7 separate regions of the Homo sapiens genome follow, and all the other regions are linked to region 5. Evidence: chromatin loops called from intact Hi-C (ENCODE). Cell type or tissue: endothelial cell of umbilical vein. All regions are shown on one strand.

Region 1 (4,000 bases), 500 kb after region 5:
CATACACCACCATGCCTGGCTAATTTTTAAACATTTTTGTGGAGATGTGGTCTCACTATGTTGCCCAGGCTGGTCTTGAACTCCTGGGCTCGAGTGGTCCTGCAGCCTCAGCCTCCCAAGGTGCTGGGATTACAGGCCTGAGCCACCACGCCTGGACCTGTTGCCTCCATTTTATGGATGAGGACACAAGGCAGGGTCAAGTTTAATGACGTACCTGAGACCACACAGCTAGTATGTGGAAGAACCAAGAATTAACGCCACCGTCTGCTGCTGGAGCCTGTGTTCTTAACCCCTAAGCCCACTGCAGCAAGTCACCTGCCTGACAATGACTTAATTGATAAACTCTTTAATAATGGCACTTTGTTCGCTTTTATTACTATGGGATAGATTTTTACAAATGATGGCAATTTGTAAAACATACTGAGGGGTGAGACGTTGGAGCTGTTGATTCTGACCGTGGTTGAGGAGGTTGGAGAATATTTTACAGGGGAGGAACTATTTAAATTTAACGTTAGGCCAGGCATGGTGACTCATGCCTGTAATCCCAGCACTTTGGGAGGCCAAGGAGGGGTGGATCACTTGAGACCAGGAGTTCAAGACCAGCCTGGCCAACATGGCAAAAGCCTATCTCTACTAAAAACAGAAAAATTAACTGGGCATGGTGGTGTGTGCCTGTGATCCCAGCTACTGAGGAGGCTGAGGCAGGAGAATTGCTTGAACCCGGGAGACGGAGGTTGCAGTGAGCTGAGATCGAGCCACTGCACTCCAGCCTGGACGACTGAGCGAGACCCTGTCTCAAAAACAAAAACAACAACAACAACAAAATCAACAACAACAACAAAAACTTTAAATGATGAGTAGGATTTATAGGCAGAACAAGGAGTTAGAGAGAACAGTTCAAGGAGAAGGGAAGTCCTCTACAAAGGCATTCAGAAGATGTGCACAAACAAGTCCAGATATGTGTTCTGTCTCTTGGGTTGAGCTCTCTGGTTCCTTTAAATCTTTCTTCTATGAATGGTCTATTCTAAGTACCCCAGCCTGCCTAAAAAGTGGTTTTCCTTAGTGCTTTCACCTTTCTCGGTTTACATCTCAAGATATAAAAGTATATGTTAAAAAAGATATACTTTAAATGTATATATATCTTTAAAAAGACATACTTTTAAAACTAAAATGAGTAAAAATTTTTAAACTAAAGTCAGTAAAAATACAAGTAGAAGTACTTGTTGCTGGTCTCGGTCATCATTCAAGATGTGACTGTTGCTCTCAGTACTTGGCTCTGAGAAGCGCCACTTATTAACAGTCTCTACAGTGTTGATAAAGGGGGGTAGGTTTTACTTGCGGTAAAACAGAATCTTCAGGTCGAGCACGGTGGCTCACACCTGTAATCTTACCACCGAGGCAGAAGGATTGCCTGATCCCAGAAATTCGAGACCAGCCTGGGCAACATGGCGAGACTCCATCTCTATTAAAAAAACAAAAGGCAGAGTCTTCATAAGTGGAAATATAAGTTTTAATTATTCCAGCTAAATCATCACAGTAAAAAGATGTTAATATTTATCTCCATACTCATCCTTACCAGATAGCCTTGTGCTCTTGGAATGTCGTATTTGTGAAGTGAGCAAGCAGTATGTAGAATAGCATGAGATAGACCAGTCACCAAAGGTTGTTGATTTCTAGGAATGTCTCATGCTGGTTGCATCTGTGTGTGAACTGGGAAGTTGAGATCGCTTTCCACAGAAATTAAGCAAAATCCTGGAGGTAAGTTGTGGATAGGGATGCTGTAGACTCCCTGACAGCATAGGAACTAGAACTCTGAAGCAAGCCACTGGTGCCTAACAAATTCTTTATAAAGTTGTAGAGTGGATCCATGGGGGCTGACGTGGCCTCCAACGCCTAACATGGTTGAAAAGGCCATGGACTTGTGTTCTGGGTTCCTCTAGAATAACCAAGTCCTCACGTAACCTGGTGTGTATTGACCACCTCTCTTGACCGCTGATCTTGGGGAGCACCTTGCTGAGGGCCAATGGAAAATGCTGGAAGCCATGAGCCCTCCTTGTATCCCTGATCTTAGATGGGTCTATGGTTTTTGGTGGAAGCCATCCAGAAACAGCCTCAAAATCCAGTCTGAGTTTTCATTCCTGTCAATCAATCCTCTTATTTTTTTCCTTCACTACCTTATTTCTAGCAACACATCTTACTTATTCTGTTTTCCCAGAAGATGAGTTGTGTATGAGTTTTGGGTGGACTATCTTGACAACCAAATAGCGTTATATTTAAACGTTTGTGAAAATAATAAGCTTAGCATAACCTGCCTTGACAGATGTGGTATGCCTAGTGAAGTTGCTTAGCTATGGCTCAATCTCAGGATCTGTGGGACTCTAATGCCATCTGCTGGTCACACTGATGGCTGCTGCCATCACTTTCTTGGCCTACTCTGCTGTCTTACTCTATAAGACTAACAGGACCCCATAGTTAGGAGAGCGACCTCTAGCGAGCAGGCCTTGGCATTTTTCTTTTTAATTGAATTCATAAAGGCTTAGAATGCCATTTAGACAATTTGTAATGGTGGGGGGAGGTAAGAGTATAAATATTGAATGTATTCAAACCTGTCAATGATGTTCAACTCTTTTCACTGTGGATAAAGATCTTCTAGATGCAATAGAATTAGATTTTGGCGATTACATCCTATTTTATGGGTGTATCGTTTTGCATTCATGGGCTGTTTGATATTGAAATACTATATAATTTTAGTAGTAAGAGCACAGGATCTGGAGTCGAAGCAGGGTTAAAACAAAGGCTTTGTGGCCAGGCATGATGGCTCATGCTTGTAATCTCAACACTTTGGGAAGCTAAGGCAGGAGGATTGCTTGAACTCAGGAGTTGGAGGCCAGCCTGGCAAAATGGCGAAACCCCAACTCTACAAAAAGTACAAAAAAAAAAAAAAAATTAGCCAGGCATGGTGGTACACGCTTGTCGTCCCAGCTACTTAGGAGGCTGAGGTAGGAGAATTGCTTGAGCTCGGGAAGGCTGGGGCTGCAATGAGCCATGATCACACCATTGTACTCCAGCCTGGGTGACAGAGTGAGACCCTGTCTCAAACAACAACAACAATAGCAACAACAAAAACAACACAAATGCTTTGCCAATTACTAAGTTTTTGCTTTGAGCAGGTTACTTAACTTTTCTGTGCCTCAGTTTCCTTGGCTTAAAATGGAGATAAATGTACCTAAACCACAGAGATTAGAACAATACCCAGTGTGAAGTAAAACACTCAACAACTGTTAGCTATTTGATTTTATTTCTTTGAGATGGAGTCTCGCTCTGTCACCCAGGCTGGAGTGCAGTGATGCGATCTCGGCTCACTGCAGCCTCTGTCTCCCAGGTTCAAGCAATTCTCCCCGTCTCAGCCTCCCAAGTAGCTGGGATTACAGGCGCCCACCACCACACCTGGCTAATTTTTGTATTTTCAGTAGAGACGAGGGTTCACTGTGTTGGCCAGGCTGGTCTTGAACTCCTGACGTCAACTCCTGATCCACCCACCTTGGCCTCCCAAAGTGTGGGGATTACAGGCGTGAGCCACGGTGCCTAGCCCAGCTATTTTTATTAAAACAAAAATCTTGTAGTTTATATCATTCTGGGATAGGAGTAATCTCTGGACCATCTTTCTGGGCCATCTTTTTGTTGGAAGAAAGCTGAGGACAAATGACTCTTGTTCCAAGGATTGGGGAGAGGTTCTGCAAGATGGAGGATACAAACTTGTGCTTGTGTAATCTGGATGGAGAACCCACGGAGACAAAGGTATTCTAGGGGTGTGAATGGGGGTGGTTGTGGCTGTCTCAGAGGGTTTTGTGAGTAGAGATGTAGCCACAAGGATGGTGTTAGATTAATGAAGCGGGGGCAGTGGGAGGTGACAGAAAGCTCAGTGATAAAATCCCGTGTAGTCACTGGATATTGGCTGGGGCTGGAGGAGGCCTCCAGGCTGCTCCATGTGGTCCTTGAG
Region 2 (4,000 bases), 72 kb after region 5:
AGGTGTGGTAGTGCATGCCAGTAGTCCCAGTTACTTGGGAGCTGAGGTGGGAGGATCTATTGAGCCTGGGGAGGTCAAGGCTGCAGTGAGCCATGACTGCACCACTGCACTCCAGCCTGGGTGACAGACTGAGACCCTATCTCAAAAGAAAAAGGATCTACATATCCAACAGAAAGATTTTTACCTAATATTACAGACCAGCCTCTACCATAGACAGATAAGCCTTTAATTCCTTATCTGGATGAAAACTGTATTTTACATACACATACATCCATCTACCCATATAGGCACACACACAATCTTTTTCCACATGAAGTTATTATACACTTGAAGGTATGCTTTATAATTTTTTTTTTTTTTTGAGACAGAGTCTCTCTCTGTTGCCCAGGCTGGAGTGCAGAGGCACGATCTCGGCTCACGGCAACCTCCGCCTCCCGGGTTCAAGCGATTCCCCTGCCTCAGCCTCCCTAGTAGCTGGGACTACAAGCGCCCGCCACCACGCCCAGCTAATTTTTTGTATTTTTAGTAGAGACGGGGTTTCACTGTGTTAGCCAGGATGGTCTCGATCTCCTGACCTCATGATCTGCCCACCTTGGCCTCCCAAAGTGCTGGGATGACAGGTGTGACCCACCGTGCCGGCCATGCTTTCTAATCTTAATTGGCCAATAATAAGAGCCATTATTGAAGACCATCAGTGTAATAGTTATAAAAATTAGCCTGAGCACAAAACATTTAAGTCAGGGCGGGGTCAGGGGAGAAGCGCAGGGAGGAGAGAAAAAATGTTAATGTGAACACAGAACAGGGAATTTTTAGTGCTGGTGGGATAAACCTGCAAAATTCCCTAGTCCAACCCTCTGGAATTACAGATAAAGAAACAGAGACCTTAAGTGACTTGCAAAAGGTCACAGAGCTGGCCAGCAACAGGCGGCAGCACAAGGATGTACCACCCAAGTAACCACAAGCCCCGGGACTGAAGTCAGAGGTTGCCACGGAGGCCAAGTCACATAACACAAAACACGGGAATTCCCAAAATGTTAATTTGGTGTGTGGGGGTGTGTGGGGGTGTGGGGGGGGGGGTGTGTGTGTGTGAGGTAAATACAGAAGAAGAATGAATGCTATTAAATCATGAGCTCTGCTTCCTTCAGACCCAGCAGCCTCATTTCTGTTACTAAAATAGGTAAAATAAAATAAAATAACAGCCAGTGTAAATGAAAGCCTTCCACATTAAGACAGAAAAGGGACTCTGTGATACAAAGGGAAGAAAAATTGTGCAGGAGAAGGAAATTTAAAGAGATATGTATCAGAGAGCAAAAAAAAGATCAGAAGAACAATTAATTGCATGGAAATATTTGCATGCCCCTACTCTAATTCCTTTTTTTTTTTTTTTTTTTTTTGAGACAGAGTCTCACTCTGTTGCCCAGGCTGGAGTGCAATAGTGCTATCTCGGCTCACCGCAACCTCCGCCTCCTGGGTTCAAGTGATTCTCCTGCCTCAGCCTCCCGAGTAGCTGGGATCACAGGCATGCACCACCACACCCGGCTAATTTTTGTATTTTTAGAAGAGACAGGGTTTCACCATGTTGGCCAGGCTGGTCTTGAACTCCTGATCTCAGGTGATCCACCCGCCTCAGCCTCCCAAAGTGCTAGGATTACAGGCGTGAGCTACCGCGCCCGGCCACTAATTCCTGCTTCTAGGTTTTCTTAAAACAATTCTGACCTTTTGATACATTTTATATGTAGATCCCTTCTCTGCCAGAACCTCCTGTACACATGAATTATCTCCAACATTCCTCAGATATTTCCGATGGTTTTGCATTGTCTGATTTCATTTTTTATTACTGAGGTCACCCAAATGACTTTAGTTCTATGAATTTATAAAGTCACTTGGGGTTTCAAACTATGTAAGGTTTCTCAAGTTCTTTAGACTGCCCAACTACAGTCGTATACTGTCAATTTAGTTCTCCATCCTAAAATTACAAAAACCAGAGAGTTCCAAATCATAAAACTAGACTTGATCTTTCTAATGCTTTATTCTGAGATAATAATATAACAGGACATATGTGTTAACAGGCATCTAAAATTAAATTCCTTGGCAAAGATCTCTGAGAAAAATGTAAATTACCACTTACGAAGTATTCTATTTTGAAGGATACAATGTAAAATGACCCATGTAAAAGCAAAAATGGCAAGCTATTAACAATTATAGAATCAAGTGGTGGGTTTATGGGTGTTCACTATACAATTCTTTTGATTTTTCTATATTCTTGCAAATTTTCTTAATAAAATGTTGGGAGGAAAATATATGTATACACACACACACACACACACACACACACACACACACACACACAATAAATTAATCCATAAAAAACACCATGTTTTACTAATACCTAGTCAAAAACTATGCAAAAATTGTTGCAAACCTGACTGTAATAAAAAACCTGAATATCCTAGACTGCATGTGCACACATGCATGCAAAGATATATTCTTGAGGGTTTCTGTTCCTATCCAGAGAAGAGCTGGAGAATATAAAATGATAAGATGGGGCATTGGAACACCCCCAGAATGAAAAGTTTGAGAGCCACTATCACATGACAAATTATTATTAATAAAAATAAGGGAATAGTGGAAACATCTCAGGCTTCAAAACCAGTAGATCTGGGCTAGCAATTCATCTCTTCAAAACTTAGAGGCTTCCTGAATCCCATATCCTTCATCATAAAGTGGGGTTGACAATCATAATGCCTATCACAAATAAGAAATGTAAATAACATGTTCTAATCTATAAATAATTATAAGAAAAACTGACATTAAAAATATAAGTTCTAGGCCAGATGCAGTGATTCACACCTGTAATCCCAGCACTTTGGGAGGCCAAGACAGGCAGACCACTTGAGGTCAGGAGTCCAAGACCAGCCTGGCCAACACAGTGATACCCCATTTCTGCCCCAAAATTAGCCAGGCATGGTGGCACGCACCTGTAGCCCTAGCTATTTGGGAGGCTGAGGTGGAAGAATCACTTGAACCCAGATGGCAGAGGTTGCAATGAGCTAAGATAGTGCCACTGCACTTACTCCAGCCTGGGCGACAAAGTGAGACTGTGTCTCAAAAAAAAAAGGCCGGCACGGTTGCTCATGCCTGTAATCCCAGCACTTTGGGAGGCCAAGGCAGGCAGATCATGAGGTCAGGAGATCAAGACCATCCTAGCCAACATGGTGAAACCGCATCTCTACTAAAAAAATACAAAAAATAGCCAGGCGTGGCAGTGTCCACCTGTAGTCTCAGCTACTCGGGAGGCTGAGGCAGGAGAACCCGAGAGGCAGAGGCTGCAGTGAGCCGAGATTGCACCACTGTACTCCAGCCTGGGCAACAGAGCAAGACTCTGTCTCTAAATAAATAAATAAATAAATGTTCTAAAGTAATGTGAACTATCAGAAATAACCTCTCTGCTTAGAATTCAAAGAAGAAAACAATAAAAACTCCTTCCATATTCTTTACTTCTCAGGTCAAACACAGAATGCTTCTGACAGAACATCTGACCAAGCACCACTCCTTACTGCTTAGCTATAGTCAAGGAAGAAAAGTAAAAATAAAAGAATAACAATCATAAGTAGAGATTAAAAATATAAATTACTTTTACCCAACCAGGATTACAAAAGATTAAATAATCCCTCACAAACGTAAATGTGCACCTTGGATGTAATTACATTAATGGGCAAAAAACCTCGGCAATATTCATGTGCTGAAGAGGGCTTCCCCACACTGTTTCTGATGAAAAAGCAATACTTTGAATAACGTAGGCTGAAGGAACACAGACCTTGAGAAATGCGGTAGCAAAAATGTCCCAGATGAAGGCAAGACTAGAAGAAAATGAGGCACACCAAGTATCTGCCTGAGAATCCTGAGATCCTCAGAAACATTACCGGGGGAGCTGATTTTTCTCCCCATTTGATCAAAAGGCCCAAATTTAGGAAGTCTGTTTCTAAAACCAAAGGTTTCC
Region 3 (4,000 bases), 1.0 Mb after region 5:
CTCAGGAAATCTTGTGGGAAAAAAATGGGGCATGCATTCATAATTTTTCATTTTCTTCCCCACCCCAACCCCCATGAGCTCTTAAATTTAGATTTCTATCTCTTGTAAGTCACTCTTTTAACCAGCAAAGGACTTTCATCTTAGATTATCCTTTCTATTAAATAAACTTTAAGCTTTGTGCCATTTATGCCTGCAAACCTTAGACCAAAGGCAACACAACTAATGTCATCTTTTCATTAAAGACTAATAGAAATTTAGAAATCATTGTGTTAAAGAGAGCTATAGAGAAACAATATGAAAGTCTTCCCTTACTAATCACCATGAATATTTCTCACCATAGGAATAACCACAACCCACCAAGTACCCATGTTGGCCCTGCCTACCCGTAACAAATTGTTCACACAACCTATTTTGTTTTATAGCTTCAAAGTGTGGCTTGACATTCAAATGGAAGGAACCACCTGAATTATATCTGCAAACAAAATGGAAATAGTTGTTGAATAGTTCCCCAAGCTTTACTAAGAAGCCTTAATACTCTGTAAACAAACAAACAAACAAAAAACAACCTTAGCATTAAGAAATAAAAACAAAAAACAAGAAGCAAGTTGTACTGCTAGAAACTTCTCTAAGATAAGAGGCCAGGCCAGTCAGTTTGGCCCAGCAAACATGTGGGTACTTCTCCACCTAGGGAAGCCACTGAAGATGAGTTTGACCTGTGGTGACCTGACAGAGAGAACATTCAGATCCTCAGATTGCACCCTGATGCCCTGGTTTAGGAAAGCAGTGCTTTAACCTTTTGCCCCTGGAAATTACTGATTCTTTCTGTGATTAGCAGATACCAGAAGGGAAATTATTTAGGATTGGCAATGTAAAGAGTATTGAAGGAACAACAAATAACAATAGCAGAAATAACAGTGTGACATAAAGTGCCCTTCCACCTATTTTTCTTTGGTTTGCAACACCAGCCTGTAGACTTCCAGTTTTTCTTAAATTGAAGAGCTCCAGACACTTTTGAGCAGGGTTTGTGAATAGCTTTGAATGCTTTCCTTTGGCTTTTCGTGAAGACATATTTCCCCAGCCTTTCAACTGTAAACTCCTTTAGTACCATTGAAACTTAAGGCAAAAAAGATCCCTGGGATTACTTAGCCAAGGCTTAAATTTATTTTTCAAAGTCAAGAACATTAGCCTAGAAGTTTTTGCTTTGCTAGTTAAAGCTTACTTTGCAGAGCTTCCCAAAGTGAAAGGGAAACTGAACTTCACAATTTTGCACCTGGCTTTCTGGAGCCCCATTGCCTGCTCATTCGTGTTTTTCCCCCTGTAAATTATTTTGCTTTTGACCAGGTTGTGCTAGAAAGTAGGGCTGCTTCTGTGAGTTCTCAGCCTAGGCTGTGGCCACTAAGACGTGGGTGGGGGGATAGACAGGAGTGAGAGGGAGAGTGGGTGACACTTTCCGTGACACTTAATGTAGGAAGACATGGGCTTCTCTCTCTTGGCCTCAAGCCACTTTTCTGGTCCAAAGAATATTGGGAAAACTGGATTACTTTCAGTATATTTCTTGAGACCGGGTCATCTCTGAAATGCATTTGGGGTAGTTTCCTGGGGTCCAAGGGCCAATTCCTATACCCAGTCCTGCAGTGTCTGTGAGCTGTGGAATGAGAGAGAAAACCATGGCTGCTCAGGAAGGAAGTGGAGAATCTCTCAGCACACGTAGATCCAAATCTGTGGCACCTGCTAAAGATTAGGATTTGGAGAGGACTCCTCTTTGGGGTTGTGAAGAGGACCTTTTCCCTCTGTTGTTAGCCTGTAGATCCAGAACGGAGCCTGATGTGATGCCTTCACTGGTTGATATATTGCAAATAGACACTCTGAGCCCTGCATTGCAAGGGCGTCTTTTGCTTTAAAGAATTCTTAGTTTTGCCACAACAGCTCAAATCTCAGAATAGGATCAAAGGCCTAGAAAGACTCCTAAAGTATAGGATTACAAAGACTCCAGGAAGCGTAAGAAAGAGATTGTGTTTGGAGTCAGATTTCAATGTGAAACCCATGCCTTACATTTACACAGCACTTTGTAGTTTGCAAATTGGTGTGTTTTCAGCCCCCTCCCGCTGCCCCATGCTCTGAGATGATTGTGGATTATTACAGTGAAGTGCCTGGCCCGGAGCCCCCAGTGATGAAGCAGGAACTTGAGTCTCAGGACTCCCAGCGGCTCTCTGCCCATTTCCTCCTCTCCGCCCCCCACCTCGCTTCACCTGTTACCTTGTGAAGTTGCTGTTGGCACATAGCCCACTAGGAAACCAAGAAGTTTGACTGGGAGCGTGTGTTTCATTGCACTGGGCTTAGCATACGGCTGGCCCTGGTGGCTGTTTGGCTAAATTCTCCATTTGAAACCTAAAGGGCCCTCTCTGTGCTTGAGCACAGTCTCCTCCTAGTGGTCCTGCCTCAACCTGCTGGCGGGCTGTCTATGGATTGGGGTTTCACCTAATCATGCTGTGTTTCCTTTCTTTTCTTTCTGTACATTAGACTACTTGGGAGGTGCTGTGTGATCCTTGGATGAAAAACATATATTTAAAGAAATGGAGAGTGTTTATTTTGTTTGCTTTTTGAGGCATGTGCTGTCAAATGTTAGAGACCAAACTTAGTGATTAGAGGTTGGTCCTTTGACCTTCTTCTCTTAATTGCTTTTCATGTAATCATGATAATTTACTCAGGTAGCACTCCAGTCACAAACAATGTCACAGAGATGAAACAGATTCAAAGAAAAAATATTTTTAAGTCTTTTGAAAAGAAGTGCTATTCAAATTTAAGACATGTTTAAATTCATAGGTACATTATCTCTTAGTAAGAAATACTTTTTTTTTTCTTTTTTTAGACAGAGTCTTGCTCTGTTGCCCAGGCTGGAGTGCAGTGGCACGATTTTAGCTCACTGCAACCTCTGCCTCCCTGGTTGAAGTGATTCTCCTGCCTCAGCCTCCCGAGTAGCTGGGACTACGCCCGGCTAATTTTTATATTTTTAGTAGAGACCGGGGTTTACCATGTTGCCCAGGCTGGTTTCAAACTCCTGACCTCAGGTGATCTGCCTGCCTCTGCCTCCCAGAGTGCTGGGATTACAGGTGTGAGCCACCACACCTGGCCGAAAGACAGTATTTTGATATAGCCACATACATGATTTAATGAGTAATGTTAAGTACAGAAAAGCTGCCATATCCACATAGTTTTAGGGGGCATTTCTTCTTCAGTCTAACAAGAATATGATATCCAATTGTGGTTTTCCAATTTATTTCTCTTCCAATTTCTTTTGTATACCTCACAGGAGAAATTGAATCCTAGAACTGGGAGATGACTGCCCTGCCCAGGGTTTTGTAATACATAATTGAAAATAAAAGTCCCTGAAACTAAATGTTTGCAGCCTGTATGAAATGGACTGTGGAAGGGGGATAATTTCTCTCCTCACAGAAAGCCACTCGTCTCCTTGAATGAGGCATTGAGCAGACACACGTTTCTCTGTGTCGTGGGGCAGGAAGCAATTCCCTTGCCTCTTCAGCACATCTCAGTTCTTTCCCACATGACCCCAGAACCACATAGAAAACATTGAAAATAATGGATTCTTCATTGTATTTGAATTTTTTTTTTTTAACCTTTAGCCCAAAAGGGAAGTGTGCCTCGTGGAAAGAGCAAATGCCGTAAAATAGAAACCAGGAGTTTTAATCGCCATATATTTTAATGTGCTTGCATGATGGGAATGTGACTTTTAGCACTGCATGGTGTTTGGGGGCAAGATATTAATGTGGAAATCTTAGCTTAAGTTTTACTGTGCTCTCATCCTGTGTCAGCTACCCCTCTAAACTGAAAAAGAGGCATGGCTCATTTCTCTCCTGCTTTATGTTTTTGAGGTTGACTTGTAAGATAAAAATAAAAATAAGAAAAAAATATATCTAGGCAAATGACATGAAAAAAAAGTTGAAATATACTACTGGTGTTCATTTTTGTCCTGCAGTGTTGC
Region 4 (4,000 bases), 350 kb before region 5:
ATCTGTTACTATTATTTTATTGACCTATGTTTGGAAAATAAATTTATTCCTGAAACAGGATATAAGGCAGGGAAAGAACTCTCTCCTTTCATTTGAAATGATCCTGGTTTTCACATGGTAAACTTTATTATTGTCAGCTTTAGTATCTTTAATATTGCTGTCTTCTCTATATCTTGAGAATTACACTTGATTTGTCTCTTATTTCTCAGATATCTTTTTCTGGGTCTATATGTTCTCCTATTCCCAGCAAAAGCTAAGCCTTCTAGTCTCTTTTTATGTCAATGATCTAGGAAGCTCTTTTCTCCTGATTCCACCGGTGAACCTAAATGACCGTGTCTCTTATTACAGCTTTAGCTACTCTTCCTAATCCATTTCTATTGGACTTGCTGCCTCAGACTTGATGTTTTTATCTTTTACAGCACACATTGCACTTTATGTTCATCACAATATGTTCAAAATCCTCAATTTCTTTCTATAGAACAGTATTGTGTCTTCCTGTTCCACTTTATAGCACCAATAAATTCTTTTTTGGAGACAAATAATCTTTTGATGCTTGAGCTTCTGATGTCCCTCCTCTCCTCTCCTCTCTTCAATCTCTGCCTCATGGATACATCAATACACATGATTTATTACTTTCTAGATTAAATTTCCAGAATTCTAAATTCAGAATTCTGAATTCATCATTAATTACAATGTCCTCCCTTCAAATTTAGGCTTATTGAACACCCTAACACAATGATGACATTTAAATTTCCAAACAAATAATTTAAAGTCTATTTATTAATACTATATTTAAAAGATGTCTCCAATACAAATCATCAGCACCATTTTGGGCCAGATAGAAAGAAAAAAAGTATACATCATCATCTCTTCTTCCTTATGCCTCATCATAATTACACGTGCAGGATTTTTCCTCCTTATCGCCATCATGTATGTAAAATCATTTTTATTACCTTTTAACTTTATCAGATAAGCATTTTATAGGATAAAAACAATTCCTATATCCTTGTTTGTGCCAGGAGAGTATCTGTGAGAGCCTTAGCAGAAGGAGATCCAGAAGACAAATCAATTAATAAGTGTAAATTACACTTAATATTTGACAAGCACTATGGTACCAAAGGCAGAGTTCTTGTCCTAGAGGGCCGTACAACTCATTTAATGACAGGAATATGAGATGAGAAAAGGGAACTGAATAACTGCAGGAGTGTGTGTGTGTGTGTGTGTGTGTGTGTGTGTGTGTGTGTTGGTATGTGATGAAGCAAATATAACTATACATGACAATCAAAAACATTTTCAGATATATAAAATATAGAAAGATAGTTCTGTTTTGATTCAAGGATCTTGAAAATTTCTAAGCACTTTTTTGTATCTCCTTTTTATTTTCCATGATACTTTAAAGAGGTAAAGGAAGACATTGGGAAAATGTTTTAAATTATTGTTATAGAAATGAACCCAAACAGGCGCCAACTATGATTTTTTTTTTCAAAAACTCATTGTTACTGAATTCAGATAGTTGCCCATCCTTTATCAGCCATTCAAGTCAATCAAGAATAAAAGATTATTTATTTTTTCAAGATTGATTTTTAATGTGTGGATATTCTTTGAAGCCCTCTGGCTATAATTCATGCAAACACATTCAAAATATATAACTGAAAGGCAAATGTGACTACTCTCTGGACTTCATGGCTTGTCACTGAACACACGTTCACAAAACCTGAGCATGTCCCAGCATCCAGAATCCACAAGATGGCATTAGTGTTCACTTTTTTCCCCCGTTTTAAAGCAGTTAATTTTATGACTGTCACTAAATTGTCTTTTTTTTAAGAAAAAGATAAATATTTTTCCTCTCCTGAGATATTTCTTAATATGATTAACAATGATTAATTTGATATCTTTGGAAAGACTTGAAGTAAAAGAAAATGACTTGCCTGTTCTTCGTATCTGTGTTTTGAAAGTTGATCACCTCATTCCTCCAATTCTATATCTCTCCTCTTTTATAAGACCCAGAGGCTGCACTGTCCAATACAGTCACCAGAAGCCATATGTGCTATTTACATTTATTACACTTAACTTTTAAGATTCAGATCTTCAGGCCAGGTGCAGTGGCTCATCCTGTAATCCCAGCGCTTTGGGAGGCCTAGGCGGGTGGATCACTTGAGGTCAGGAGTTGGAGACCAGCCGGGTCAACATGATGAAACCCTGTCTCTATTAAAAATACAAAAATTAGCTGGGTGAGGTGGCAGGCGCCTGTGGTCCCAGCTACTTGGGAGGCTGAGGCAGGAGAATCACTTGAACCCAGGAAGCGGAGGTTTCAGTGAGCCGAGATCGTGCCACTGCACTCCATCCTGGGTAACAGAGCAAGACAAGACTCCACCTCAAAAAATAATAATAATAATAAGTAAATAAAAATAAATAAATAAATAATAAAATTCAGATCTTTGGTTGCACTAGCCACATTTCATGTGTTCAATAGCCGCATGAGGCTCGTGGCCACCATACTGTACAGAGCAGATATTAAACATTTCATGACCCCAGAAAGCTCTATTGGACAGCACTAACTAAAGAATAATAACTCAGGGACCTGAATCTATATCCAGAAACTGATACGTACAAACAATATCCCCCTGTTGATGATATCTGTCTTTGTGACATTTACATTCTGATATAAAAATAGAGGTGAACAGAACGTTGAAATTTAAATGCAAACTTTCACCCACCTCTGTGTACAGAGTGTTCTAGGAGCATTGCTGCATCCTTCAAAATATTCTCATGTGAGTCGTGTGTTTAGGATGCAAACTACTTTACACAATATTGGGCATCTTCATGACAGCTATTGACGTCTTTAATTATTTTTAACTCCACTTATATTATTGAGCTCAGTGTAGTCATGGCTTTCAGAAGCACAAAAACAAAATAGTAGGGCTGGAAAGGGAGCTGCAGATCATCTGATCCTGCCTTCTTGTATGATTCATTAGGCTGCAAGGCCATAGAATGAGGCATGTGATGTAACAGGAAGTCCTTTGGCCCAGGAGACCAGAAACAAAATCTATTCTGGGAGATCTTGGTTGAACTTTTCTGTACCCAAGTTTCATTACACAGGAAATGAAGGGATTGGGAAAGGTTATTTGCAGGTTTACTTTCAGCTCTCAATGTCTCTCTTGTGTTACATTTAGTGTCAGGAATCAAAGGGGTTTCAAAGTCACAAGATAAAAATAGTACATCTACCTTGAGTATTAATTTTACTCAAAGATTTAAAAAGGAAAAGGTAAGTATGTTGACTGATAAGTGATTTAAAAATTATCTTTTTATCTCTAAAAAATGCAGATGTGTTTTTGGAGGAGATAAAACATAAAATACAAAGAAATATTATGCCAGCACTGAGCTACTTGAGATACACTCCCAAACCCCTTCAGGATTTTCATTCATTCTTTCTGCCTTTAGGGACAGTTTTTAAACATTTGAGAAATGCTTCAATAGGTAATAGCACAGAAGTGAAAAGCCTTCCAATGACAAATTGGGAGACTTCCCTGCTGTTTGATAAGGAATACAAGCTCAGAAATTACAGTTAAATCCGTAACAGGATTAAAGTTCATTCACAAAGAAATACAAAGCAATGATGTAATGCTTAATAGTGATGATGTTGGTAATGATGCCAGAAATCTGGGCTAAATAATTATTAAATTTCATATAAACATAGACTCTGGATTTCCTAGAGGCTAGGTAAAGAGAAAACAGAATGGGTGATATCATTCTCATTTTATAATAAATGAAGAATATAGTCACATAAGAAAAATAGACAAACATTCCCAAACTAAAAAATAAAAAATAAAAAAAATCAGAGAGATTGAATGCAAGTGTGTTTTATAAGAAACATAAATTAACATTGTGTTTAATAGCAATTTTACAAATGATAGAGAGGTATTCTTCATAAAGCCATTTCTTAGATTGACCCTGGATAAAGGTCAAAAACATGTTAATGTATTGGGAATTTGTCGAACCA
Region 5 (4,000 bases):
TCATTCTTCTAAAGAGATCAAGGAATAGAATGCAAATTAATGAATATGCTAATAAATATATTAACTAATAAATATGCTAATATGTTCCCTGGCATGGAAACTGGGCCCTTGAATATCACATGAATTTAGAAGGCATAAGATTGCAACATTAATGATTATTTCTATTCAGAAATATATTTCTGCAGCAAAATCCGTTACCTTGCATGCCAAAGTCAAAATATCTTCTACTCTGTGCTCTGGCTTGATCCCTACAGTAACTCCGTGATTGTCCTGAAAGTGGACATAAGTCTGGATTTCCCATGCATTGTCTCGGGGAACACCGTCTACTGTTGAACCATATATATGCAGAAGTTCATCGACCTGTTTGTAGATGCCAAAAGAAAATGCAGACAAATTTGATTAACAAATGAAGGAAACCACCGGCCAAATGTCCTGTTCATTTACGGAGTATTTAGAGTAAACGCTCACACGCTTCACATCACTGGCTTCTCACAGCCCTCTGAGGCTGACAACGTTTCCTCACTCATTTTATCAGATGAAACTGCAGCCATGGGAAGCAGAGTGAAAGTTAGTGACTGCCTGTCCTGTGTTCTTTCCACTGTGTCAATTGACCGCTTATGCCAAGTTAGAACACCACAATCCGGCTGGGAACGGTGGCTCACGCCTGTAATCCCAGCACTTTGGGAGGCCAAGGCGGGTGGATCACCTGAGGTCAGGAGTTCGAGACCAGCCTGGCCAACATGGTGAAACAGCGTCTCTACTAAAAATACAAAAATTAGCCAGGTGTGCTGACGTGCGCCTGTAGTCCCAGCTACTTGGGAAGCTGAGGCAGAAGAATCGCTTGAACCTGGGAGGCAGAGGTTGCAGTGAGCCAAGATCATGCCACTGCACTCCAGCCTGGGCAACAGAGTAAGAGTCTGTCTCAAAAAATAAAAAAAGAACACCGCAATCCATGTAAGGGCTGCTGAGTATCCACGCTTACTGCTCTGGGATCATGGTTGAGAAGGGCCACTGTGAAGCCTGCATCTCAGCCATAATCCCTCTCTGACCTCCCACTGAATTCCAGACACACCTTGTCCATGGTCACTGACATCTGCCTGCCATCCTGACTCTGAACTGCACTTAATCCAGCACAAGCTTTCTCTTCTAAGACTATCTGTGTTTTTGTCTTTGTTTCTTCTTTTTAATTTTAGCCTGACTCATCACTGACAGAAATCTATTTGTTCCTTAAAATTAACCCATAGTCCTGGGAAATCTTTTCTCTATCCTTCAGCTATCTCACACATAGACACTGTTGGAAAATCATCTCAAAGAATACCACCTTCAGGAAGCCTTTCCCAAAAAAGTGTAGTGTGCCAACTACATCATCACAACAATTGCTGACTTCATGCTAATACGTCCTTTTGTAATTCATAACAAAAATAGCATACATTTCTTAAGCGATGTAGACATGTTTCTCTCTGGGTAGGTTCTTATATTCACATAGCAGTAAAGAAAAGATTTGGGGCTTCGAAATCAAAAGTCACAGACTCTACCAGCAAAGTGTGGCCTAGGACAAGATTTACCTTGCTACGTACGATTCAGCTCCTGTTTTGTAAAAGAGGATATTATTAATATAATTCATATTGAAAAAATTACTTGTTACTTAAGTTTTTGTGAGCAAAAGAGGTCACTTATGTGAAACACCTTACATACCAGAAAATGTCACCTGTAGATTCAATACTATCACATTATTATATATCATTCATCATACTTTAAAGTTATCATTAATGGGTGATTTTACTTTGAATTCCATGCATTTTTAAATACAAAGTAAAAGATCCTCCTATGCAGGATTTAAAAACTAGAAGAGACATCGTAAAGAAATTTAAAAGAAGAAAGCAAGGGAAAAATCTGTCTCTCTGTGCCATCTTTTTGAAAACATGGTGCTCAATTTTGAAGTGACATTTCTGGATTTGTCTTGGATCTGTCGCTTTCAGTACATTTTTCTGGAAGGATGATCACAGCCAGAATGCACATCCCCACACGTGCCAATGCCAAAGGAAAAGACAGGACCAGATGCAAGGAGCCAGGGATGCCAGGAACCAGCCCGGACACTCTCTGCTAAAGGCTCTTGTCTTACACAGGCACATTTTTTTCCCTGGTTCATTCTCTCGGGTACTTTTCATCTGGGCAGTGATTTCAACCCGGTGCTTAGCAACAAACAGATGCTGCCTTAAAGGTGCAGGCCCCACCTCTGAAACCAGGCTTGTTGAGAAGCAAACTAAAACCCAGCAGAGGTCACTGTGGAGTAAGAAACATCACAAAGAACAAGGCCCGGAGGAAGTCACAGGCTCCCACTGAGGGTGACAGAGCAATTAATTTACTGCTGCACTTTTGGAGATCAGGAAGAACGTAATTATGGATAAACAGGTGTGGGAGGAACATGAGCAGTACAAATTAACACTGTGCCTTCACACCCTCTTGTTCTCACCGTTACTGACAATCAGAGAAAGACTGTATCACTTGGCCGGGCGCCATGGCTCACGTCTGTAATTCCAGCACTTTGGGAGGCCGAGGCCAGTGGATCACCTAAGGTCATGAGTTCAAGACCAGCCTGGCCAACATGGTAAAACCCTATCTCTACTAAAAATAAAAATTATCCGGGCATGGTGGCACGCGTCTGTAGCCCCAGCTACTCAGGAGGCTGAGGCAGGAGAACAGCTTGAACCTGGGAGGCAGAGGTTGCAGTGAGCCAAGATCGTGCCACTGCACTCCAGCCTGGGCGACAGAGGGAGGCTCCATCTCAAAAAAAAAAAAAGACTGCATCTCGTGAGACCAAATGAAACAAGCTCCTGATGTGCCATCAGTTCACTCACCACTCACAGCCAGCCCTCTCAGGAAGGCACCATCATCACTTCCTATGGAAAAGGCAAGAAAAATATGGCTCAGGAAATTCTAGAAACTTGCCCAAGTTTACACAACTAGTGCCTATGGTACTCCGGGGATCTGAAGGGTGGAAGTCTGGGATGAGCTGGTTCACACCACCACTATACTACACAGAATGCCCGCCTGGCAGTTAACTCCCTTTATATAAAATGGGTGCAACCCAAATCTCCTGATTACTTTCCATTATTCTAAGCCACACACCATGTTCCCATTGAACAGAATGGCTCAGGGAACATTCCCCAGAAGGGAGTGGCATGCTCCTGCTCCACACCGGTGCTCACTTCCATCTCCTCTCTCTGCTGTACCGTCCTTACAAGTAGAGTCAGTGCTGAAACCATATATACCCTCCAACCTGGTTTAAAATGCCCCTGTCTTATGAATTCTCTCCTATCTCTCCTTTCTCTGCCCTCAAGTCCTCTCACTTAGATGAGTTTACTCTCCTATGTCCCTGGTACAGCATTTGGCAAAGCCCAGCTCACAGGAGAGTCACTTCTAAGTCCCGCACCAGGAGAAGATGAATACCAGCAGAGGCTTTGTCTTCTGCATCCTCATTCTCCCTCAGCCATTAACACAGTGCGTCCCACACCCAGGACACACCCAAAACTTCAGTGCTGAGCTGGATACAACTAGAAATTCACAGTCATATTACAGGCAGAAGGGTAAACGCTGTCCGTTTTCAGTATCTTACTCAAATCTGTTGACATAGTGTCAAGTTCTTAATGCTCTCTGGAAGCTTCGAGAAGAAAAATTAACAGATTATTGAAGGAGAATAAGTTCTGGACAAGAGAAAAGTGTGCAGATAGATGGAAGGATGGAAGGACAAAAGAAATAATCCTATTAAAATCCATTAAACAAGGTGCTGTGCTACAACTGCTCTGAGCAATGGTTTTCTGAGTCTACACTGTTGACCCAAGATCTAGTGAACCATAGAAGAGAAGACGCCTATCAAAGCCAAGGCCATCAAAGAGTAAGACCCTCTCAAGAGAGTCCCTCAATGAAAAGTTAAATGTAATTTTTGGTGTGTGTTAGGCAGACAGACAGACAGACACACACACACACACACACACACACA
Region 6 (4,000 bases), 310 kb after region 5:
ACATTTAATTGCAAAAAAAGCATCAATATGAGTCACTAAAAACAGCAACTAAAAATGTGATTATGTACTCCACAGAAAAAATTCCAGATTTAAAAAAAAAACTCATTGTACAAGAATGAGCACAGGAAGAGCTTTAAATAAAAAAAAGTAGAGAAAATTTAAATCATTAAAGATTCTATACACATCTGGTTCCTTGACATAGATGTTATTCATTAAGAGTTAGTGAAAACACAGAATATACTCTGTTTTGATCCTCAGAGAGCAGTCAATAGAGTGAGGTTTAAGAATTCAGCTACCATATCCCAGCATGAGTTCTATTTAGGAAAAAAATGGGTATGCAATTATAGCAGATTGAGTATTTACTACATTCTATGTACTATTCTAAGTACTTTACCTATATAACTCAATGACTGCATACCACAATGCTATGAGGCAGGTACTAGTATCAAGCCCATTTTACAGATGTCGAAACAGGTGCAGAAAGGATAACTATAAGATAACCTCATGACTACTAAGTGGCAGAGTCATAACTCAAATCCAGGCACTCTCTCCAGGACCCATGTTGCTAACCACTGCAATGTGCCCTCTGCACTGAAGATGAGAGTGTTAGAGCTGAAGGGAACCATGAAAGCACCTACATTGTATTCTCCTTCTGTAAACTGAGGCCCAATCACATTGGTCTATGATTCCCCGCTGCTTGCTCCATTCACGACATTCCTTTATCACCTTTTACAGCCACCTTCACAGGAACTTGGGTCATTGCACAAGGCTGATTGGAGATTTACACATTTGTTTTGACTATCTGGTAAGGGCACCATTGCAGTTTTATAACAAACCAGCATTTTGTTCAGTTCTCACATACTCCTCTGTTATCAGAAACCTCTGTGGCGATAATCATATAAAACAATATTCTACGAATATTTTGTTGGACACTCAGAGAATCAAACACTATGTAGCATGGACACTATAATACTGTAAACGTCTAAACAGTTTTAATAAGTAAAATCTCATTCTTAAATGGACGACAGTACTGAAAAGAATACCTTTGAAACAATTTTGGATTTGCAAATTAAATGTTAAGAATAGATGAAAAAGTCTCCAACCCCATCTCAGATGCTGAATCTGATGAATGTTAAAGTTCTTTCAAACTCTGAAACTGAGAGTTTGAATGGCTGCTTCTGTGAAATCATAGTTTCTGGTGCTTTGGCTGATTCACCTAAGTATACTATGAGACAGTGTGCCGGGGCTCTACTTAACCTCATCAGAATACGCTTCCATTATGTGGACAGACAGTAACAGGTGACTCTCAGGTGATAGATAACAGGCAAGTGATTTTGTTAAGAGGTGAGGTGGGAGTGGGGTGGGAATTTGGTTACGTTCCCAGAAATATCAATGATTGTTATTAGTTATAACATTCTAGGATAACTAGCTCATGTTATTAGTTATAACATTCTAGGATAACTAGCTCATCCCTAGAAGCAAGCACTGGGTTTCCTTTTATAGGTGCACAGTGACCTCTACTGGTACAAGTATAGAATCCCGAAGTGCAATTTGCTCCGTAAGTGATTTTCGGAGGCACAACTAAGAATATTTATTCTTTGAAAAGGACACCAAAAAGAAAAGATACAATTTTAAAAATACTTACTTTTTGAAACCTTTTATAATTTTCAATTAATGAGATCTCCTCCTCTACCAGAATTAGACATTTCAATTAAAGTTGTCCATACACATAATATCACAGAATGCAAAGAACTAAACAGTACTTTAATTTAAAAATCCTGCTGCTAAGTGTTATGGTGTCAAAAGTGCTATAAAATATAATTATTTTGGAATAACTCCAATTTACCCAAAAAGTACCAAAGACACCAATTATAGAAGAATTATAGCGTATATTTAAAATTTGCAAAATGCTTTGAAACTTTGCATTGTTGAATGCTAAGTAGCTCACCTTCCCACAGATATTTTGCTTCCTTGATTTTAAAACAATTAAAGTATTGGTTTTCTCTCTTAAATCCCAAAGGCTATCAGAAATAAACTGTAGGTAGGTTTATTACATTTAAAGAAACTTCCAATAGGCAAGTTTTACCTGCATGTGAAACAATGCCAAGTGAGATGCTGACGTCAAAGACAGCCTCCATATATGTCATTATTTGTCATGCACATCAAAATACTGTACAAGAGTTCAAAGGAAAATCAGTTTTTAAAAACCCATGGCAATATTTTTAATTATTGTAGGCTGAAATTATTTCCTTCAAACTGTATTTCCGTAACTTTCCACTGCAGAAAATGAAGTAGAAAAGAATTTAAAATGATACTTTTCAGTGATGAACACTCAAACCAAATTTCATTCCAAGAGCGGGAGAATACAGCATCCTTAATCTTGCCCATTTTGTTTGTTTTAACAAAGTATAATAAAAATAGCTGTGAACTAGTGAGTTAGCCAGTTTTTGCCCAGAATACATGTAACAGAGTTCCTTTTCAAGAAATTATTCATTGCTTAGTAAGAGTAATGAATTGGGAAAAATGAAGACATTTTTATTTAACTTTGATAACTAGGACTTGCATATGTGTATGGCACATCTCACTATTTCTGTTTATTAATTAATCAGCCCATATTTGCTGTACTACATGCAAGGCACTGCTGGGGATACAAGGGTGACAAGGCATAGTCCTTGCTCCTAAGGAACCAGCACTTAGGGAAAATATGACTGCTATACAAGTAACTATAAGAACATATTTTATTTCATTATTTTATTTTGAGATGGAGTCTTGCTCTGGCACCCAGGCAGGAGGGCAGTGGCGCGATCTCGGCTCACCGCAACCTCTGCCTCCCAGGTTCAAGCGATTCTCGTACCTCAGCCTCCCGGGTAGCTGGGATTACAGGCGTGCACCATCATGCCCAGCTAATTTTTGTATTTTTAGTAGAGACAGGGTTTCGCCACGTTGGCCAGGCTGGTCTCGAACTCCTGACCTCAGGTGATCTGCCCACCTTGGCCTCCCAAAGTGCTGGGATTACAGGCATAAGCCACCGCGCCCAGCCTATAAGGACATATTTTAAATAATTCGCCCTTAAAAGATGGAGTTTTTACTAAAAAATGATCTAAACTTTTCATACAACTCCCTACTGCCTCCCTCCCCTACCCCTGCCCCACATAATAATATCTGTAGCCACCTTGTGGGGCCCTGCTTCTGCAGACCTGTAAATGTCTTCTCTTTCCTTTCATATTTTGGGCATCAGATGGGGAAAATTATGCTTCTGGCTCAAGGAATATCCGTATTAACCACTGTTAAAGCAATTGCTGGGCCAGGCATAGTGGCTCATGTCTGTAATCTCAGCAATTTGGGAGGCCAAGGTGGGAGGATCGCCTGGGCCCAGGAGTTTGAGACCAGCCCAGGCAATATAGCAGGACCTCCCCTCTACAAATAATTTTTAAAATCAGCTGGGTATGGTGGTTCCTTTCTGTGGTCCCAGCTACTCAGGAGGCTGAGGCAAGAGAATTGCGTGAGCTCAGGCAGTCAAAGCTGCAGTGAGCTGAGATCATGCCACTGCACTCCAGACCCTGTCTCAACCCCCTACCCCGGCCCCGCCAAAAAAAACAACCCACAATTGCCACCACACAACTCCTACTCAAATAATCATATCAGTAAAATATGTCCTAGGATCACATAGTGAATAGACACATACTAACAGCTTTCAGTAGTGAAAGGTGAAGAGAAAGAGTGAAGCCTCATGGTGAATCCATCAGGGCCTGGCCTCTGTTTTGTACTCTCTACTCTCAGCCTACAGGATAATGCTTTACTCACATAAGGATAACACAGGACACTACAAAAGCAATTTTCTAAAAGTTAACTCTAATTCCCTGAAAACATTCATGGGTTTTAAAATTATAAACATTAAATCACAGCCGGGCATGGTGGCTCACACCTGTAATCCCAGCACTTTGGGAGGCCGAGGTGGGTGGATCACTTGAGGTCAGGAGTTCGAGACCAGCCTGGCCAA
Region 7 (4,000 bases), 250 kb after region 5:
TTGCTCTGAGACCAGTCCAGACAGTGCTGCCTCCATCACCACGCATGGCTTAACTGACACAGAAACACAAGATGCTTTCACCTAAACAAGGCCTCTGTGTTACCCAGACAGAGCGTTCACAATGTGGGAAGCCCCCATTTTCTCAGCCCCGGAAATCTGTTAAATCCTATCAATGCAGGAAATTGAAAAATTCTCTTCTCAGGAGATGGTTAGGCTGAGAACTGATAAGTGGTGCGGTGAGGGGAATCTGCCTGGAGCTAGGAGGATGAGGCTGGTCCTTGTGTTTCCATAATCCTATTAAGCAGTCCTAGCCGAATTTAATCTGGTCCTGAAGTGGATGGCTGGAAGATAATAGGTCTTGGACTTTAAGTGTCACTTAACTATATAGGTAAAACTCTAATCTCTGCGCTCAAGGGCCCATCAGTGTAATCAAACTGAGGACTCTCAGAGGAACCTGCTTCCCCGGCAGCCTGGGGTTGTAGCAAACGGTAGTTACAAAGTGCTCCTTGGAGATAGGTGCCTTATTTGAGTGGAAGCAATTTACTCTGTTCACTAGAAACTCATCCTGTCTAGACGACAGGGTTGATCTCAAGTGTTGGAGTAAAGAGGAAATCCTCCATAACTTGCTTGCCAAGGTAAAGACTCAGGTTCACCCTTGGAGTAACTGTAATCAATCTCAAGACGTCCTCTGGGTAACAAAGGATGCTGAGACAGCTGCTTCTTCATTAGCCAGGAACACGAAGTAGAAACCATCGTGAGCAGAGTACCCATTAGCTGACTGCAGCTCAGCCCCCACCATGGATGGCCAATTTAGATGAATAAATGTGCTTTTGTCTAGTTGTTCTATCAATTACTAACAGAGGGATGTTAAAATCGCCAACTGTGATGGTGGATTTATCTATTACTCCTGTAAATTCTGTCAATCTTTTGTTTTCTTTCCTTTTTTTTTTTTTTTTTTTTTTTTAAGACAGGCTCTCACTCTGTTGCCCAGGCTGGAGTGCAGTGGCACAGTCATAGATCACTACAGCCTCAACCTCCTGGGCTCAAGAGATCCTCCTGCCCCAGCCTTCTGAACAGCTGGGACTACCGGAGCGTGTTGCCACGCCCAGCTAGTTTTTAGTTTTTTGTAGCAACAGGGTCTCACTATGTTGCCCAGGCTGATCTTAAACTCCTAGGCTTAAGCGATCCTCCCGCCTTGACTTCTCAAAGTGCAGGGATTATAGATGCGAACCATGGTGCCTGGCCTGTCAATATTTCTTCACGTATTTTAAGCTCTATTACTGGACATACACAGTTTTATGCCTTATATGTTCCTGGACAATTGTCCCTTTTACCTCTGGTAATATCATCCTGAAGTCTATTTTATTGTATATTAATATGGCCATTCGAGCTTTCTAAAACATACTGTTTGTGTGACATATTCCATCTTTTTTCTTTCAACTTATCTGTATTTATATTTAAAGGCAGCATAGAGTTGGGTTTTTATTTCTGCAGCCTAACAATTTCTGTCTTTAAATTGGACCGTTTGGTCAATTTATATTTAATGTTAACTACTGATGTGATTGCATTTAAGTCTGCTGCTCGAATTTATTTTTAGTTTCTCTCATCTGTTTTTTAAATTCCTCTGCTCCTTTCTTACCTTCTTCTGGATTAATTAAACATTATTTAGAATTCCATTCTTATTTCCCTATTGCCTTTTAGCTGTGCCTCTTTGTATTTTTTTTAGAAGAGTTAATATGATATTTATTTATTTATTTTTTAGAGATGGAGTTTCGCTCTTGTCGCCCAGGCTGGAGTGCAATAGAGTGATCTCAGCTCACTGCAACCTCCGCATCCCAGGTTCAAGCGATTCTCCTACCTTCAGCCTCCCAAGTAGCTGGGATTACAGGCGTGCACCACCACACCCAGCTAATTTTTGTATTATTAGTAGACACGGGGTTTCACCATGTTGGCTAAGCTGGTCTTGAACTCCTGACTTCAGGTGATCCACCCACCTCGGCCTCTCAAAGTGCTGGGATTACAGGCATGAGCCACCTCACCTGGCCCTAATATGATTTTTAAAAGAACAAAAACAAATACCCTAATACCATCTGCCTCAGGATATCAAATCAATATATTAAATGATGTAATTGGTTATCTAGAAGAGCTGAGAATTCTCCCACCGTCACTCCTACCAAGTCCTTAAAAATAGAGAAAAGCAATTCTTCTAGCCCTTCTATGATTCTATACAGGAAAAGAATTGAGAGGTTTTTCTTTAATCTTTATAAAAATTGAAATCCCTGAAACTTCACAACTTCCATCCTAAAGACTCAGATTTCTGCACTTCTGTTATGTTTCCTCATGGCTCTTCCATGAATTTCCTCTGTACTCATGCAGGATTGCAATGCAGTCTCTGAAAATACTCTCCAAAATCAAGTGTCAGGCCCGGAGAGAACTAAACAACTCTACGGCTTGCAAGGAGCGCCCTCTTGAGGTAGCCTTTATACAAATGTTGAAATCTGTATGCTTTGGCTGAATTCACACTTCCAGCATGGCAGGGTAATAAAATCAATCAATCCAGAAGATACACCAGCTAAATTACGGATGTAAATATCTTCTTATTAGAAGTGAGTTCTAACTCCTGAAAGTCAAGATACTCTCTAGCAGAAAAAAAGCAAAAGCAAAAACAAAAAACAAAACAGTGCTTCACTAAATGTATTCCTTAAATATAAAGTAATACAAAGCTAGAAATACACTAACAATCAGAAATATAATATGATTCCAGCATTCTGGTGCTCCTGTTCATTTTTGATATTGTTCCTTATCTTGAACACGAAAAGGTAAGCTTTCTCCAGGGAGACAGCTGGTGGGTGTGGATGTGTCACACAGTGGTCAAGAGAAAGACTCCTGATCAGAGGCACCAGAGCTTCGAGACTGATTCTGACACTTCCCAGTTTGCGTGAACCTGGGGAAGGTTTTTGTTTGTTTGTTTTGAGAGTGCAGTGGCACAATCATAGCTCATTGCAGCCTTGACCTCCTGGGCTCAAGTGATCCTCCCACCTCAGCCTCCCAAGTAGCTGGGACCACAGGCACACACAACCACACTAGGCTAATTTTTCAGTATTTTTGTGTGGAGATGGAGGTTTCCGCCATATTGCCCAGGCTGGTCTCGAACTCCTGGGCTCAAGTGATTCACCTGCCTAGGCCTCCCAAAGTGCTGGGATTACAGGTATAAGCCACCACGCCTGGCCTTGGGGGAAGTTTTTTAATCCCCTTAAGCCATGTGCAAAATTAGGGTGATAAGAGAATCTACTTCAGAGGGTTGTGAAGAGAATTAATAAAATGCACACAGAGCCTGGAGCACAGGACCCAGTGCAGAGGGAGCCTTTGTGCGTGCTGGTGCTACTGATACTATCTATGCTTGTAAGACTCTAATGGGGCCAGGCGCGGTGGCTCACACCTGTAATCCCGGCTCTTTGGGAGGCCGAGCCGGCAGATCACGAGATCAAGAGTTCGAGATCAGCCTGGTCAACACAGTAAACCCTTTTCTCTAGCAAGAACACAAAAATTAGCTAGGCATGGGGTGGCGCACCTGTAATCCCAGCTACTCGGGAGGCTGAGGCAGGAGAATCGCTTGAACCCAGGAGGCAGAGGTTGCAGTGAGCTGAGATTGCACCACTGCACTCCAGCCTGGGCAACAGAGCAAGACTCCGTCTCGGGAAAGAAAAAAAAAAAAGACTCTAATGAAGAGCAGGACACCAATAAAAAGAACAAAAAACACTAAATCTGCTCCTTGTGTCCCTGATTATTACACTCTTTCAACTTTAGAAAAAAAATTCATTTTTTTCTTTTTTTTTTTTAAACCATCATTCAGGACGTTGTATGCTAACTTAAAACAACAGCAAATTTAAGGTGTTGTGCATATGACACTTGAACAAGCACAGTCCAGAGGATGAGTTGATTAAGTCACTTGCCCGATTTTCATGGTTCAGCCAAAGCTACCCGCACAGTTCCAATGCCC

Evidence for each region. Peaks named below come from ENCODE experiments on the same cell type or tissue, not always from the same donor. Only the 100,000 strongest peaks of a DNase experiment are listed, where the experiment ranks them.
Region 1: it touches region 5 in a loop (20-fold over the local background); 68 of 110 quality-filtered maps call a loop at or near these places.
Region 2: it touches region 5 in a loop (8-fold over the local background); 5 of 110 quality-filtered maps call a loop at or near these places.
Region 3: a loop joins it to region 5, with 7 times the contacts of the local background. A loop is called at or near these places in 5 of 110 quality-filtered maps.
Region 4: a loop joins it to region 5, with 9 times the contacts of the local background. A loop is called at or near these places in 18 of 110 quality-filtered maps.
Region 6: it touches region 5 in a loop (18-fold over the local background); 74 of 110 quality-filtered maps call a loop at or near these places.
Region 7: a loop joins it to region 5, with 18 times the contacts of the local background. A loop is called at or near these places in 101 of 110 quality-filtered maps.

Annotation. Positions count from the first base shown.
Region 1 is chr6:154,674,195-154,678,194 of GRCh38, reverse strand. No RefSeq gene overlaps it. Among named protein-coding and RNA genes, the nearest start is that of SCAF8, 57 kb to the left of the region's middle. In endothelial cell of umbilical vein, a CTCF peak has its summit at 2,431 (motif pointing left); a DNase peak (open chromatin) is centred at 2,404.
Region 2 is chr6:155,101,118-155,105,117 of GRCh38, reverse strand. All of the region lies in intron 2 of TIAM2 (TIAM Rac1 associated GEF 2), which reads right to left. Among named protein-coding and RNA genes, the nearest start is that of TIAM2, 110 kb to the right of the region's middle. In endothelial cell of umbilical vein, no CTCF peak of the experiment used is centred here; a DNase peak (open chromatin) is centred at 1,827; H3K27ac peaks cover 554 bases.
Region 3 is chr6:154,154,647-154,158,646 of GRCh38, reverse strand. IPCEF1 (interaction protein for cytohesin exchange factors 1) reads left to right here. Exons shown (of 12, transcript NM_001130700.2): 12 at 1-4,000. It also overlaps a transcript of OPRM1 not described here. Among named protein-coding and RNA genes, the nearest start is that of OPRM1, 120 kb to the right of the region's middle. In endothelial cell of umbilical vein, a CTCF peak has its summit at 2,443; a DNase peak (open chromatin) is centred at 2,436.
Region 4 is chr6:155,528,174-155,532,173 of GRCh38, reverse strand. No RefSeq gene overlaps it. Among named protein-coding and RNA genes, the nearest start is that of NOX3, 74 kb to the right of the region's middle. In endothelial cell of umbilical vein, a CTCF peak has its summit at 1,713 (motif pointing right); DNase peaks (open chromatin) are centred at 1,753 and 2,963; H3K27ac peaks cover 2,226 bases.
Region 5 is chr6:155,173,176-155,177,175 of GRCh38, reverse strand. It overlaps TIAM2 (TIAM Rac1 associated GEF 2), which reads right to left. Exons shown (of 27, transcript NM_012454.4): 10 at 199-360. Among named protein-coding and RNA genes, the nearest start is that of CLDN20, 89 kb to the left of the region's middle. RefSeq lists a silencer at 515-644 and an enhancer at 2,138-2,197. In endothelial cell of umbilical vein, a CTCF peak has its summit at 2,246 (motif pointing right); DNase peaks (open chromatin) are centred at 2,285 and 2,885; H3K27ac peaks cover 995 bases.
Region 6 is chr6:154,865,773-154,869,772 of GRCh38, reverse strand. No RefSeq gene overlaps it. Among named protein-coding and RNA genes, the nearest start is that of MIR1273C, 14 kb to the right of the region's middle. In endothelial cell of umbilical vein, a CTCF peak has its summit at 1,514 (motif pointing left); a DNase peak (open chromatin) is centred at 1,502; H3K27ac peaks cover 481 bases.
Region 7 is chr6:154,926,995-154,930,994 of GRCh38, reverse strand. No RefSeq gene overlaps it. Among named protein-coding and RNA genes, the nearest start is that of TIAM2, 66 kb to the left of the region's middle. In endothelial cell of umbilical vein, a CTCF peak has its summit at 2,466 (motif pointing left); a DNase peak (open chromatin) is centred at 2,454.